2 separate regions of the Homo sapiens genome follow, and region 2 is linked to region 1. A link is an interaction called in ENCODE POLR2A ChIA-PET data of the cell type or tissue named here. Cell type or tissue: endothelial cell of umbilical vein. All regions are shown on one strand. Links, peaks and the distances in the headings refer to the core of each region. The heading gives the core; the rest is flanking DNA.

Region 1 (13,234 bases), core at 4,109-6,608:
AGGTGGTAGGAAAGCATGCTAGGTGTTGGAAACAAAACGAACACATATATTGAAATAATAAAGTACAAAAAGTTTACACTGCATTAGGTTGAAACTGCTAATTTCAACAACTTTTGACTATCAAAAACATCAATTTAAATTTTAATCTAATAAGCATTAGGGAAGTAGATTATAATGCTGAAAAAGGCTCAAGGTGATATAGGCTGGCTGTGCTGCTTACTTGAGACAAAACGTTGTGCCTCAAAATTTGGGAAGGGGTCTGGTGCAGTGGTTCCATGCCTATAATCTCAGCACTTTGGGAAGCTGAGGCAGGAGGATCACTTGAGGCCAGGAGTTTGAGACCCGCCTAGGCAACACAGCGAGACCCTGTCTCTATGAAAATACAAAAATTAGCTGGACATGGTGGCACATGCCTGTAGTCCTAGCTACTAGAGAGACTGAGTTTGAGGTTACAGTAAGCTATGACTGTGCCACTGCACTCCAGCCTGAGGAACACAGTGAGATCCTGTCTCCAAAAAAATAAAAATAAAATGTTGAGAAGGAAAGAAAAAAACAACAACAGAGATTCTAAGAATGGACACGCCATCAACGCAGAAAGGTTAAGAAGAGCTGGTTTGGACTTGCTGAGTTTTAACACAAACTCAGGAAAGCCTGTGGAAAATATCCAACAGGCGTTTAAGACCAGTTGGGAGCTCAGCAGAACAGCAAGGAAGAAAGAAGATCCAAATTTGAAAAATACTCATGTGCAAGTGAAGGCTAAAGCTATAGGGACTTACAGAACCCTGGGAAGAACCCATATTTGGAGGCAAAAGAAAAATTAGGAATAAAGAGTTAAGAAAACCAGGAAGTTATGATGCAATTGGAAGCAAAGTGAACATTTCAAGAAGGGATGATCAACAGTGACATATGCTCTAGGTTAGCTGAAGAGGATGTCATTGGAGACAATGCCACTGCACTTGGAGGACAAGTTGTTTACGGCTTTGAGGGAACACACACCCAAAGAGTTGTAAAGAAACAGACAAAATTGGCAGAAGTTAAGAAAATAACCTATGTACCTTCTAAATGAAGGTTAGTCTCCAGGTTCTGTTCATTCTTGTGTTTTCAACATGGAGTTTTGAGTGAGAAAGTCAAGTAGAATACAATGCTGGAAAGGGCTCAAGGTGATGGAGGCTGGCTGTGCTGCTGCTTGCAGGATAGACAAACATTGTGCTTTCAAAAGTTGGAAAAGGGCCAGCTACAGTGGCTCATGCCTGTAATCTCAGCACTGAAACAGAATTTGGGAGGACCCTAGAGAATTCATTTTAAAACTCTCTGAACCTTGGTTTCCTGAAACAGTCCAACACTGTTAATAATCACCTCAAAGAATTGAGAAGATCAAATCACAGATTGTTTTCAGTAAAAAGCCAACTGCTACTGAATTAGATGTAATTTACTTTTTCACTTCAAATTTAGAACTGAAAGAGAGATGGAGTACAAACTTGAAAACTGGCATGGTTAGAGGAATGGCTTTTTTGGGACCACAAGACCTAACTATGTCTGTAGAAAAAGGAAGAAGCTAGAAGGAGAAGAATGAAAATGCAAGTGATGAAAGGAGTAATAGGAAGTAGGAATGGTGAGGATTAAAATGCAGATTAGATTAATTCAGGAAGGAGAAAAAAAAAGAAGGGCAGAGAAGTTCTGAGATTAGGAGAGGGAATTAGGGAGCTCATTCAAGCCAGCGACGTAAGAGGTAAGGTGTTTTTAAAAGGGTAAGAGGAGAAGGTCCTGTAGAAAAAGATTGGAAGTACTGCTGTGAAAAATGCTATAGTAAGTGAAAAGAAGTAGAATTAGGATGCTTCTGATAGCATCATTACTCTTAGATACATTCAAACAGGGATAAATTCAAGTAGAATGGCATTCAGTGATACACAGCTTTAAAAAATAATCTGCACCAGGTATGCACACTGGAGGACGATGAACACTGTTCCTTTTAGAAAGCCAAGAGTGACTTAACTGTCTTCCATGGCTTCACCCAGAACCTGCTGATCCACTGCCAGGTAGGAAACTCAACTTCTTCTCATGCCAAGGATGGGATAGAGGAAAATGGTACCTTTGGTGGATGTTATTTTTTCCTTTCCTTTCTGGCAGCTCTAAGTAATTAAATTTTCCTAAATTACTATGTACAAACAAACTTAGTATTAACTGTACATTTGATTATAAACTCCTCAATCCAATGTCTTGGGATGGAGAGTTTCTTCATGTGTTAAACAAAGGAGGTATACTAGGTGATTTCTCAGTGTCCCCAGATATGACATCAGGACTCTGGACAATGAAGCATTTACCTTCCTGTTCCTCTTCACTGTCAGTTTCTAGAAATCGAGAGTCCATGCGGAATCTGTCATCGGTGCCAAAGTGCGACTGTAAATCCATGAGCTACACAGACAGAAAACATACATAATTGATAGCCACATTCCCAAGAAATTGCTTCTGACGAAGACTGTCAATGTACACCTCCCCACACACTGAAATTCACTACATTAAGATGTTTGCCTACCTCCATCTACTTATGAACCAATCAGAGAGGATCACAGAAGACTCACTCTCCAAATAAACACCCCGATGCTATAATGTAGGTTAAGGTCTGCCTGCATTTACCCAGATTTAAGGACTATGTCAAAAAATAAGGACATGCTGCAAGTCTAATTATTTTCAGTCTTCACTAACCTTCTGTCCAGCTCTGCCCTCAAACTGAGGTTTAATTTTGAACCTATTACTGTCATCTTCAGAATCAGATTCGTCATCATCACTGCTATCAAACAGCTTCCCTGATGTTTTACCCATAGACTCCTGTGAAGAAACACAACATTTATTAATAGCAGAGGCAAACAAGCAGTATTTCCCTTCATAACGTAATCTTCTCCCTCACATTGAAAGCCAGTAACCCAGACTCATCTACCAGGAATGAGTAAATGGCAGGTCAGGTGGAAATTCCTGACTCAGTGAAATCTAACTGGCCTCTGGGATCACTAATCCAGAGGCTCTCCAGTGAAGCCTGGATTTGGGGAGGTAGTTATTACATGCAAGAACAGTTTTTGTAGCGTTTCACTAATATTGATGTCATGCTGCAGATGTTGTGGAGAATATAGGTTCATATATAAAAATCTCCAAGACCCCTGTAGTCTCAATATGAGGTGACCTGGCAAGCCCTGGGTCTCATTGGGGCTCTCAGGAGGGTTTTATGTTGAGATTGCCAGTTGTTTGTGGTGTGGATCTGCAGAAGTAGATGAATGTCCACAGAGACATCCTGAACTTCTTACTTTCACCCATTCCTCTCCTGGATGGCTCTGCTCCTGAGTCGATGTCTCCTCTGTTTCACATTCACTGTCAGAACCGAAGATGATGTGCGTTGGCTTATCCTCTGGATGACCATCCTAGGGAGGCCATCGAAAGCATTGCATCTTAAAAAGATTTATGATGAAGACTCCAAAAGCAATTGCAACAAAATCCAAAATTGACAAGTGGGATCTAATTAAACTAAAGAGCTTCTGCACAGCAAAAGAAAAACTTATCAACAAAGTAAACAGACAACGTACAGAATCGGAGAAAATATTTGCAAACTATGCATCTGACAAAGGTCTAATACCCAGAATCTATAAGGAACTTAAACAAATCAACAAGCAAAAAACAAACAACCCTAGTGAAAAATGGGCAAAGGACACAGCAGACACTTCTCAAAAGACAAACACATGGCCAACAAGCATACAAAAAAAATGCTCAACATCACTGATCATTAGAGGAATGCAAATCAAAACCACAATGAGATACCATCTCACACCAGTCAAAATGGCTATTACTAAAAAGTCAAAATATAACAGATGCTGGCAAGGTTGCAGAGAAAGGGAAATGCTTATATACTGCTGGTGGGAATGTAAATGCATTCACCCACAGTGGAAAGCAGTTTGGCGATTTCTCAAAGAACTTAAAACAAAACTATCATTTGACCTACAACCCCATTAGTGGATATTTGCCCAAAGGAATATAAATCATTCTACCATAAAGACACATGCACACATATGTTTATTGGAGTACTATTCATAATAGCAAAGACACGAAATCAACCTAGATGCCCATCAATGGTGGACTGGATAAAGAAAATGTGGTACACATGCCCCATGAAATATTATGCAGTCATAAAAAAAGAATGCAATCATGTCCCTTACAGCCACATTGATGGTGCTGGAGGCTACTATCCTAAACAAATTAATACAGGAACAGAAAACCAAATACTGCATGCTCTCACTTATAAGTGGGAGCTAAATGTTGAGTACACATGGGGGAGCAATAGGCCAGGTACAGTGGTTGACACCTGAAATCCCAGCACTTTGGGAGGCCAAGGCAGGCTGATTGCTTGAGCTTAGGAGTTCAAGACCAGCCTAGGTGACATGGTGAAACCCCATCTCTACAAAAACACAAAAATTAGCTGGGCATGGTGGCACGTGACTGTAGTCCCAGCTACTCAGCAGGCTGAGGTGGGAGAATTGCTTGAGCCTGGGAGATGGAGGTTGCAGTGAGCTGAGATCATACCACTGCACCCCAGGGTGACAGAGTGAGACCCTGTAAAAAAAAAAAAAAAAAAAAAAAAAAGAACAATCAACACTGGGGTCTACTTGAGGGTGGAGGGTGGAAAGAGAGTAAGGATTGAAAAGCCACCTATTGGGCCGGGCACAGTAGCTCACGCCTGTAATCCCAACACTTTGGGAGGCCAAGACAGGCGGATCACGTGAGGTCAGGAATTTGAGACCAGCCTGGCCAACATGGTGAAACCCCATCTCTACCACAAATATAAAAATTAGCTGGGCGTGGTGGCAGGTGCCTGTAATCCCAGCTACTCAGGAGGCTGAGGCAGGAGAATTGCTTGAACCCAGGAGGCGGAGATTGCAGTGAGCCGAGATCACACCATTGTACTCCAGCCTGGGCAACAAGAGCAAAACTCCATCTCAAAAAAAAAAAAAAAAAAAAAGAAAAGAAAAACCACCTATTGGGTACTATGCTGATTATCTGGGTGACAAAATAATCTGTACACCGAACCTCCAAGACACACAGCTTACCCATGTAACAAACCTGCACATATACCCCCAGAACCTAAAATAAAGGAAGAAAAAAAAAAGCATTGTCTTAAAACAACCCAATCTCAAACTGAACATGTCTAAACCTATCACTCCCTTCCCCTGCCAAGTCTACTTCCTGCCCTTTTTCCTTATCTAGTGAATGCCATCACCATCTGTTTATTTGCCTAAGACAGAAACTTACAATTCCTCTTTCTATCCCTATCCAGTTATCACCAAGTCCTATCAATTAAACTTTTTGGTATCAATTCAGTCAATCTATTCCCATTGCTGTTGTTACGGTTTTGACTTTCCACCTCCCCAAAGGCTCTCCTTGGTTACAGACGGAGCCGTTCGATTTGTTTTCATCATGGTCTGAAGGATCTCTCCCAAACAGAGGTTGACAAACTTTTTCTGTAAAAGGCCAGAGTAAATATGTTAGGCTTTGCAGGCCACATATCGTCTTTGTTCTGTACTCAAAAACTATTTTTAGCTTGAAGGCTGTACATAAATAGGTCATGGGCTGGATGGCCTTTGAGGTGTAGTTTGTCAACTCCTGTTCCAAAATAGACACAATTAATCTTCTCTCCTTTGCTTAAAATTCTTCACTCTCTTTTCATTTTATGAACAAAATGAAACCACTAGCCTCATTTCTTGCCATCTCATGCTGTATAAGTTTTAATTACACTGATTGAAAACATTCACCCTTGTATAAACGGTTCCTTTTTCCTAGAATGAAAGCCTTTCCACTCCCTTTCCACCCTTTCACCTGGGCCTGACCAATTCCCACAAATCTTTTCCTACCACTCAGCTCAGACTACAGAAGCTCCCAACTGACTTAGTGTGTCTCCTGCGTGCTGCCAAGGCACAGGGGCACAACCCCCTCCTGGCCCTGTGTAACTGAACTGTGACTGTCAGCATGCCACACCATGAGCCAAAAACTGTATGAAAGGCAAGATCACCATCCTCATACTATAAATCTGGCACTTACTATAAAGGTGTACTTAACAATTGTTAGAAGAATGAACAAAAGCCCATTACAGTAAATCTTGGCAAGACTTGGCAAGGTATAAATCACTTGACAAGTGATTTTTATGTAAATTCAGACACATTTGAATACATTACTTAACTATACCAGGTATAGCTTCTAAATGAAAGAAAATTATAAAGAAATTTTCAGATAAACCAGATGAAAAAGCTAACTCAAGAACCAAAACATGAAACTGGTGAACACCAAGACAATCAGCTCTATGGGGGCACACCTAACTTCATGGGAAAGAAAAGCTGAACTTTCTGAGTTCTTGTTAAATCCATACATTGAAAATATACTCACCAAATTTGCCAGAGCATTATGCACCAGCTTCTTCTGCACTTCTTTTGCTTTTTGCCTCGCTTCCAAGGCTGCCAAACGCTTCTCATTGTCTTCAGCATGCTTATCTTTAGCACTCACATCTGACGAATTACTAATAGAAAGTGAGAAATCAGTTTTGATTTCCCGAGTGTCCTTGGATGAGACCTTTGGTGATTTCTTGAGAGATGTGAGGCCGCTTGAATCAGACCGCTCTTCCTGTGAAGCTTCTGTCTTTGTGGTACTATGGCAGCTGTCTTTGTCAAAGCCTATGTTGTGAGTCTTTGCACTAAGACTTAAGGACTTCTTACCTTCTAATGGCCTAGAAATAGGATTCTTACTTCTCTTTTCAGAACTGCTAGGGGACACTGCCTTGCGATCCTGGCTTTCAAAAGTGGTCTGTCTTTTTTGAGGCTGAATATAGTTTGGGCCATTCGCCTTCTTTGCATGTTGGCATGGAGTCACTTCACCTAATGAGCCATTAACATATGGGGACCCATCTTCCATGGATATGATACTGGGATCCTCATGTTTCATGGAATTCTGATCTTTATTGTTAGAGGCAACACTGTCTTTCAAGGATTTTTTCATTGACTCCTTTTCATATAGACAGCCTACTCCCTTGAAAGCCTGAAATTTTGGCTTTAAATTGTTTTCCTTTGGTTTCTGTTTGCCACAGGTGTTCTCCTCTCCTTCTAACAGGGAAGCCACAATCTCCGCAGGACGAATACACTGTCGGCCTCTGCGGAGGCCAGTGGGAGTCTTGGGGCTCTTGGAGCCTCTGTCAAACTTGCATTGGGTGGTGGTTTCTGGTCCATCACTCTTAGTATCTTCATTTGGAACCTTCAGATCACTGCCAGCCAATTGTTCCAAATCAGCTAAAGTGAGATTCACACGAAGGCAGTTTTTCATCATGGCATTATACTCCTCACCTCCTTCAGAGTCAGCTAATTCTGATGCAGAATCAGCATCTTCACTGCTACTGGAGTGAGAGGGAGATTTACGATTAAGAGACTTTAATCCATGACTGAGGGCTGACTCTACATTGCTTTTTCTTTTTTGTAGTTTAATACAGTGATCAGAAAGCTCACAGTTTTCTCTATTTTTGAAAGAAGTTTTCTTCGTAGATTTTTCCATTTGTGAAAATTCTGTACTGTTTTTGACCTTAGCAACATTTTTTTTCATCGCAATAATTTCATCTGTATCTCCTGAGTCATACTCACGATCATTTCTCATAATATCATCATCACTATCATGGCAAGAGACACGATTTTTGATACCTAAACCTATTAAAGAATGCAGTTTGTGAACGCCTGATTTGAAATCATCCCTTACAACTTCAAAAGGATCACTTTCAGATTCATTTATTGAGGGTTGTGTAGTTCTCTGTAAGTTTTCCTCTTTCGCAATCATCATTCTCAATTCATCTTCAGAATCAGTATCATCATCAGAAATGCTGTTTCTCTTCTTGGCAGTTTCCAAGCCAGAAGTCTTAAAAGGTAGATTTTTAAGTTTCTGAGTATCAGAAACAGGTACAGGAGATGATTTAGAAGGAGTAATGGAATCACAAGTTCTTTTTTGTGCAGCCTGTTGCTGTGTTAAGGGTGGTCTCTCTATTACCCTCCTGGGCCTTGTACTCATGGCCAGAGACCCAGTGGAACTCTCATCCTTCTGCACTTTTATTATCTTCTTGGGAGGGCCATGAAAGTCAGAGAACTCTCCTCGCCGTTTCTTACTCATAGGGTCATTCCCTCCTTCTAATTCCCAAGTCAGGCTGGATATAGGAATGGTGTTTGAGAAATCCTCCCCTATCTTCTTCAGGTTGTGGCAGTATTTTGAGGGATCATATTTGATGATGTTACGCAAGTCAAGAAACAAAACTAAAGCACTTGGTTTTAGGAAAACTCATCAATCTTTGATACAAAAAATATTGCTTAATCTCAAATAAGTCATTTCCCCCCCCTTTCAGTTTCCTGTAAAAGAAAATGAGGACTTAACTAGGTTACCTTTCAGGGTCTAAGAAACTGAGCTTTCTATGACATTTGCTGAGTTAAAGTCTAGTACCACCACTATTAGTTGGCAGAAATTACTTGGAGTGTATGTGGATATTATAGCAAACCTATTCAGATTATATTATAGGTACACAGGTCTCAGGGCTATTTTCTGTAAATCACAGAAATCCAACCATCGAACTGATACAGTAAAGCAAAGTTCTGGGTTCAGGAGAACCCAGAGGACATGGCCACATGTGTGTCCTTTACTCTCAAATTCTTTTGGCTATTTCTGTTCTCTCAGTTCTTACTCATCCTAACTCTGATTCTCCTAGCTGAATAACATCCACTTCACATGAACTCACTCTCTGCAACATTTTTAGGTCTTTATTAGAAAGCTGGCCTGGGCACGGTGGCTCATGCCTGTAATCCCAGCACTTTGGGAGGCCGAGGTGGGCCGATTACATGAGCCCAGGAGTTCGAGACCAGCCTGGGCAACATGGTGAGAACCTGTCTTAAAAATAAAAATTAAAAATTAAAAAAAATCTAATAAATCTTTACCAGGCCTATGTCGACACTATCCGGGAAAGATTCTAGTTAACATCGATGTGTTGTAATGATGGCTGTCATTTGCTGATTCCCTAAAGCATATGAATAGGCAAGTATTAAGGTGCTTTAAGCTATCACTCTTTTTTGTTTTGAGACAGGGTTTCACTGCTACCCAGGCTGGAGTGCCACGGCATGATCGTGGCTCAATACAGCTTCAACCTTCCAGGCTCAAGTGATCCTCCCAACTCAGCCTCCCCAGTGGCAGGGACCACAGGCATGTGCCACCGGGCCCAGCCTGATTTTTCTTTTATTAATATTTTTTGTAGAGTTACAGTCTCACTATGTTGCCTAGACTGGTCGCAAACACCTGGGCTCAAGTGATCCCCCAGTGGCCTCCCAAAGTGCTGGGATTACAGGTGTGAGCCACTGCACCCCACCTTAAGCGATTACTCTTGAAAGTCCCTTTTTTCAATAACTACTTATATGTGCCAGTTATATGTGAGGTGTGCCAAAAAGTGTCTATTGTCTCTACTGTCCTTCAATATCTTCCTCTTTGCCATCAGCAGCTGCCATTGGTGGAAAGCTGGAAAGTGGAAAAGAAGAAATCAGTACTTTCCTGACTTTGAGCCACTTGTAGGGAGGGCAGAGGTCACAGCTATGTCCGGTGCAACTAGGGCCTGGATTCAGGTAGTAGTGGTTTCAGTGGCACAGTAGCTGTGAGCTCAGAGGACACACGTTTTTGCTTCTCTAGTCCCAGTGGGGTAGTGGTTTACTGCAGTTGTCAATCAGTGGGGAATCTGACCTTTGGCTTTTGCTCCTCCAGCACTTGTTTAACTAACTGCATATATTATAATCCCTCTGTTTCAAATACCTGCTACTGTTCCCCTTACTGACTGACACCAGGGTTACAAGCTAAAGAATACATCAAGACGGTCAGGTGCGGTGGCTCATGCCTGTAATCCCAGCTCTTTGGGAGGCCAAGGTGGGCAGATCACAAGGTTAGGAGATCAAGACCATCCTGGCCAACATGGTGAAACCCCGTCTCTAGTAAAAATACAAAAAAATTAGCCAGGTGTGGTGGCACACACCTGTAGTCCCAGCTACTTGGGAGGCTGAGGCAGGGGAATTGCTTGAACCCAGGAGGCAGAGGCTGCAGTGAGCCAAGATTGTGCCACTGCACTCCAGCCTGGGGACAGAGCAAGACTCCATCTCAAAAAAAAAAAAAAAAAAAAAAAAAGATTAAAAAAAAAGAATACATTAAGACACACTGCTCAGAATTCCATGATACCAGGTCTTCAAGGTCTTAGACAATGTGACCTCACTGAATAGGCATTAGAATTTGCTCACACTCTGCTCCAAACTATTTCTCAACCCACCATCCTCGTGCTTGCCCACATATTTTTATCTACTATTCCTACTCCCAAGACTACTTCCCATCACTTCTTATTAATTCAAAACCTACCTCAATTCTAAAGCCTTCTTTAATGATGGTCTCTGGGTCTCTCACCCCTCTTTAGCTCCTTCAGCAATGGCTTTGAATCCATGTATGACAATATGAATAAATTAATAAACCAACCTGCTTCTTTGGCACTCATCATTTGAATTACTTATTGTATAAAACCTCAATCCATTTTCTCATGCTCTAATTGTTTCATACATGTAGGTGAGTACCAAGAAACTGGGAACACGCAAACAAACACCTAAAGATTCACTGATAAGAGACAGTGAAATGCTAAAGGTATTTTACAAGTATCCGTCACTGTGGTAAATAATTATGTTGAGAGGCCAAAGGATATTTTACGTTTATGTTGATTTTTAAGGTGAAGAACAGGTAAGACTCTTCCAAATTTGCTCACAACCCAATTCTAAAAGAAAAAAAAAGAATTTATTTACTATATGTGACACAAATGGAAAAGATTTAATAACAATATTAGGTAAATACAACAAAAAAATCAGTGGGCTATGATTACTGTTGGGTTTAGTTTTCTGACAATGAAATAAGAGTTACCAAAGAGAAAAATTGTGAGAGGAAAGAAAAAAAAAGGAAGATTTGGAGCAGCTATCAATCCCAAGTAAACCGTGTAAGATGGTTTACAAAAAACACTGGCTGCTAATTTGAACAGGCAAACTTGGGACCTGCCTGTATTCCTTGCTACCTATGTCCCTTGAAAGTCCACCTCTGCTTGAGTTTTGATTTCTTTCTCTGTAAAATGATGGAGAACTATGCTTACCTAAGAGTTGTAAATGCACCTTGAAAATCATAAAGTCCTATCTATGTTAATTGCCTCCAAGAAAGGGGAAAAGAGTAACTGGTTTTAGACATGACACCCACAATCACGTGATCTCAGGCATCAGTTTCCAAGACCATGTAATTGGCTCAGGCTACAGAGGAGACTCACCTTATGCCCTGGCACTTCTGTCCCTGGCACAGCTTTCATATGGAAATCCACTCCTCCTGTCTTTTCTAACAAGTTGGCGTTACCTGTTGTTGATTCTTCTTTCTTAGCTTTTGCTGCTTCTCTCTCTTGGGCCAATCTGAATCAAAAAGAAAATACAAATAAAAGAGTCAAAATAATCAGCCACGTAAAATGGTTATTTCACTTTAGGTGTGCCTAAATGAGCACTATAAACAGCTTTGTAGTATTAAAAACCAAAATAAAACAAAAATGCTTTCTTAGTAGCATAATAGCTTACCTACTTATCTGAACATACAATGTTTTTATTATAGAATACTGGAAGACAGAACCGTTAAGAAAACAAAACATATTCCTTATCCCTCATCTTGTTAATATTTTGTTTACTTAACTTCATCTTTGTTCTGTATGTAAATATACATATTTTATAATGTAATCCAAATATCATAAGCACAGTTGGGTACACTTCATTTATCAACTTATACGTTCTTTGAAAACATCACTATGATTGCTGTACAACATGCCTTTCCATCAATCTACTGTAGTTTATTGACCAGTCCCTTACCACCAGCAACTGAGCTATACGGTTGGACAGCAGTGACAAGCTGTGCTGTCAGGGCTGTCCCACCAGAGCATGAGGGTTCTTTTCTTAGCCCATCCACTACACTACAGTCAGTCTCCCAAATCCCTGACATGCACGCTTATACCTGTGCTCTGCTCCAGTGGATGTCCCAGTTCCCCTTTATGGAAGACCAAGACCATGGATCGCAAGTTCTCTCAATTTTCCCCTTTCAATTTATATACGTTTGGCATTTTATATTATCTTCTCTCCATTCACTCTTCCCCATGACGAAGGTATCTTTCGGAGCCCAATTTGTTAGGTCTTGATTATCCATATCCTCCTAATGAAGAGAATGCCACCTCTTCTGATTCAAATCACCGCCACCTTCTTCAGGCCTGGACAACTGCACAGAGCAGTCCTCACTGGCCTCTTTGCCTCTGGTCTGTCTCCTTTATGTCCCAGAATAACCATCAGACCCATGCTTCTCAGGCATATCCACGCAGATACTCCAAGCAGCAGCACTGTGTGCTCAACCTGCTCAGCATGGGGCTCTAGTGCCTGTACACAGTAGGCTGGCAACTGCTGCTGGAATGAAAGGTATATAACCACCCTGTTCACAGTCCTAGGCTTCAGCTGAAGAACAAAATCAAATTCTCACCTTTTTCATAAGGCCAGTCCCCCAAAACATGCCTCAAAGTAGGTTGCTTGCCACTCGTTTTAGAATATATCTGTTCTTGTTACATTTCATTGGTCTGGAACAAGCTTATCAACTCTCCTGGTCATTCTACCTGTATATTCTTTTTTTTTTTTCCTTTTTTTTTGTTTGAGACAAGAGTTTCACTCCTGTTGCCCAGGCTGGAGTGCAATGGCACAATGTAGGCTCACTGCAACCTCCGCCTCCCAGGTTCAAGTGATTCTCCTGCCTCAGCCTCCCAAGTAGCTGGGATTACAGGAGCCCATGACCACAACCAGCTAATTTTTGTATTTTTAGTAGAGACGGGGTTTCACCACTTTAGCCAGGCTGGTCTTGAACTCCTGACCTCAGGTGATCCACCCGCCTCGGCCTCCCAAAGTGCTGGGATTACAGGCGTGAGCCACCGTGCCCGGCCTCTATCTGTATATTCTTAAATTGTTTCCTATTTTGAAAACTCCCCAACAATACCTTTTCTTCCTGAAAATACCTTTAGGATTTTAAAAGCTCTAATGGTTTTTATAATACATTGTCTTGCTCTTAAATCACTTGCATAATCACTCTTATGCCTGTCATACAGTGATCTCCTATTTCC
Region 2 (2,500 bases), core at 1-2,500, 280 kb after region 1:
TTTTTTAAGAGAAAAAGGAAACTACCAAATGGTTTTATAAAATGACTGTACCATTTTATAATGCACCAAAAAATTTGTGTAAGATAAGACCTGCAGGGAAAAAAAAAAATCCAAACCATGCTTATTGGAAGATATGCCCTTGTCTGTCAACCCTAACCCAAGAAAAGACATACTGACTTCCCAGAACAGCATTCCCACATTCTTGAAATTACATGGACATTCTCATACATGTTGGCTGTACCAACAGTATGTGAAGTTCCACCTTCTTTACATTTTTACCTGCACTTGATATTGTCTGTTTTGTTGATTACAGCTATTTTAATGGGTGTGAAGTGATTCTCTTATGCGTTTACGAAAGATTTCAACTAAGCATTATACAGACCTATTTTTTATTTAGAGCTCTTTTATTTTGAGCTTTTAATGATAGTTCAAATTGTTGTTGAATGCCTTTTTAAACTACTTTATCTTACAAAGTCTAGTTGTAATTTAAATTGAAGATAATCATATGTTCATATTTCCTGACTCTATCAGTTTTTATTCACCCTTTAATTATGATGTTTTTATTATGTTTAAAATATTGTATTCATCTGAAAAGCTCAAACTACACAGTATCATCCCTGCTCCCCCACACCTACCTCCCAAAAAGAGGTTTCATTGTTTCTTCGCCCCACTTTATAACAACATCAGTCACATTCACATACAAAGGATGTGGAACAGAAAAGACCCAAAGAGCTTTGCAAATGCTCCTGGAGGGCACTGGCAGGCACTGGTTGAGCAAGTTCTCTAATGGTGTGTCAGTGGTGAGGTACAGTTCAACAAAGAGTTTTCAGAGGCTTTAATTATATTAACACAACAAATTGTTAACTACTTGTTCTAAGGTTTTTTTCAAACTTTAACTTTAGTTTCTTCTCAATGCATTCTCTTGCTTTATAAGACACTATAAAACACATCTGGTTAGCATTCAGCACTTATGGCACTTGTAAATAAAGAATCCTCTTTCTATTACAAATGTGTGAATAAATGCTATGCTTAAAGATGTTTGATTTTTAAAACAGTGTAGAATTCGTATTTGTCTGAGGCCGAAGTATGACTTTTAGGAAATTGGAATCTGTCCTTTGGCTATTTTGTCTTTAAGAAAGAAGCTGACAGCTTGACTGTCTTGGCCCACACTCCCTGTTTCCATTTCCTCCTGCGGGCCAGGGCTGCATAATCAAAGTTAGACAGTTGTTATGCAAGCTTCCTGGTCTCAGGGGCCCTTATCCCTGTCCAGCCCTTAAACACAACATCTCTCTGTTTCCAAATAAATCCAAGAACTGTACAATCCCTTTCCATGTGTTTGGTCAGCTTTGGCTTCTGGAAATTAGTATGTTTCTTCAACTGTCATTTAAATGTGCAAGTTAGCTGAATTCTTAATAGAAGGAGATTTTGAAAGATAAATAGAAAGCTCACAAACGTCAAAACAAATGTATATAACTAATATCTGCATGTATCAAAGATTTCTAATCTGCAGCTTTTGACCCGTTTATTCAAACGTGATGCAGCTAATTCTAGTGGAACAAAATAATGTGGACCATAGTTTCAGGATAGAGAAGTATTAAACAATTGAAGTTTTGAATAAATGAGCCAAAAGGGAGTCAACATTAAAGTCTTTATACTTTCAGATAAGTTTAAACATTTCCACTCATTGAAATACCAAGAGAATGGGAATGCACTGAAAACATTATTCAGAGCACACCAAAAAGTAATAAAAAATTGTGCATAAAATAAGACCTGCAGGGGGCCGGGTGCGGTGGCTCACGCCTGTAATCCCAGCACTTTGGGAGGCTGAGGCGGGTGGATCACGAGGTCAGGAGATCAAGACCATCCTGGCTAAAACGGTGAAACCCCGCCTCTACTAAAAATACAAAAAAATTAGCCAGTGTGATGGCGGCCGCCTGTAGTCCCAGCTACTCGGGAGGCTGAGGCAGGAGAATGGCATGAACCCGGGAGGCGGAACTTGCAGTGAGCCGAGATTGCGCCACTGCACTCCAGCCTGGGCGACTGAGCAAGACTCTGTCTCAAAATAAATAAATAAATAAATAAGACCTGCAGGGAAAAAAAAATCCAAACCATACTTGTTGGAAGATATGCCCTTGTGTGTCAATCCTAACTCAAGAAAAGACATACTGACTTCCCAAAACGGCATTCCAGATACCACAGTATTAACAAAGGCTTGCAGATTGCCCATCTTAATCCAGGAAAATCACGGGAAATAAAATAGATGATATGTTCTTTGTAACAAATCCTGGAGAATCTGTCTGCGATGTTTCATTTATGGTCACTGTTCTCTAGGATAAGATAAATGTGACAGAGCTAGAAAAGATCCAAAGAGAGGAAGTAAAGTCACCAAGATGGCTACAGAGCTTCCAGATTAAAAAAAGAAAAAGCATTTTCCAAAGTGGAAGGGTAACAGCAGAGAGGAGGCATCTTGGCACTCATCACAATTTTTAAATTATAAATT

What was found. Peaks named below come from ENCODE experiments on the same cell type or tissue, not always from the same donor. Only the 100,000 strongest peaks of a DNase experiment are listed, where the experiment ranks them.
Region 2: POLR2A ChIA-PET joins it to region 1 with 7 read pairs; 1 of 35 experiments calls an interaction of 5 or more read pairs at or near these places.

The regions. Positions count from the first base shown.
Region 1 is chr9:92,307,850-92,321,083 of GRCh38, forward strand. It overlaps NOL8 (nucleolar protein 8), which reads right to left. Exons shown (of 17, transcript NM_017948.6): 5 at 11,372-11,507; 6 at 10,769-10,837; 7 at 6,418-8,289; 8 at 3,297-3,410; 9 at 2,704-2,826; 10 at 2,322-2,412. Among named protein-coding and RNA genes, the nearest start is that of NOL8, 11 kb to the right of the region's middle. In endothelial cell of umbilical vein, for the core only: no CTCF peak of the experiment used is centred there; a DNase peak (open chromatin) is centred at 5,242; H3K27ac peaks cover 623 bases.
Region 2 is chr9:92,589,360-92,591,859 of GRCh38, forward strand. The region is part of intron 5 of CENPP (centromere protein P); the gene reads left to right. Among named protein-coding and RNA genes, the nearest start is that of ECM2, 55 kb to the left of the region's middle. In endothelial cell of umbilical vein, for the core only: no CTCF peak of the experiment used is centred there; a DNase peak (open chromatin) is centred at 1,222.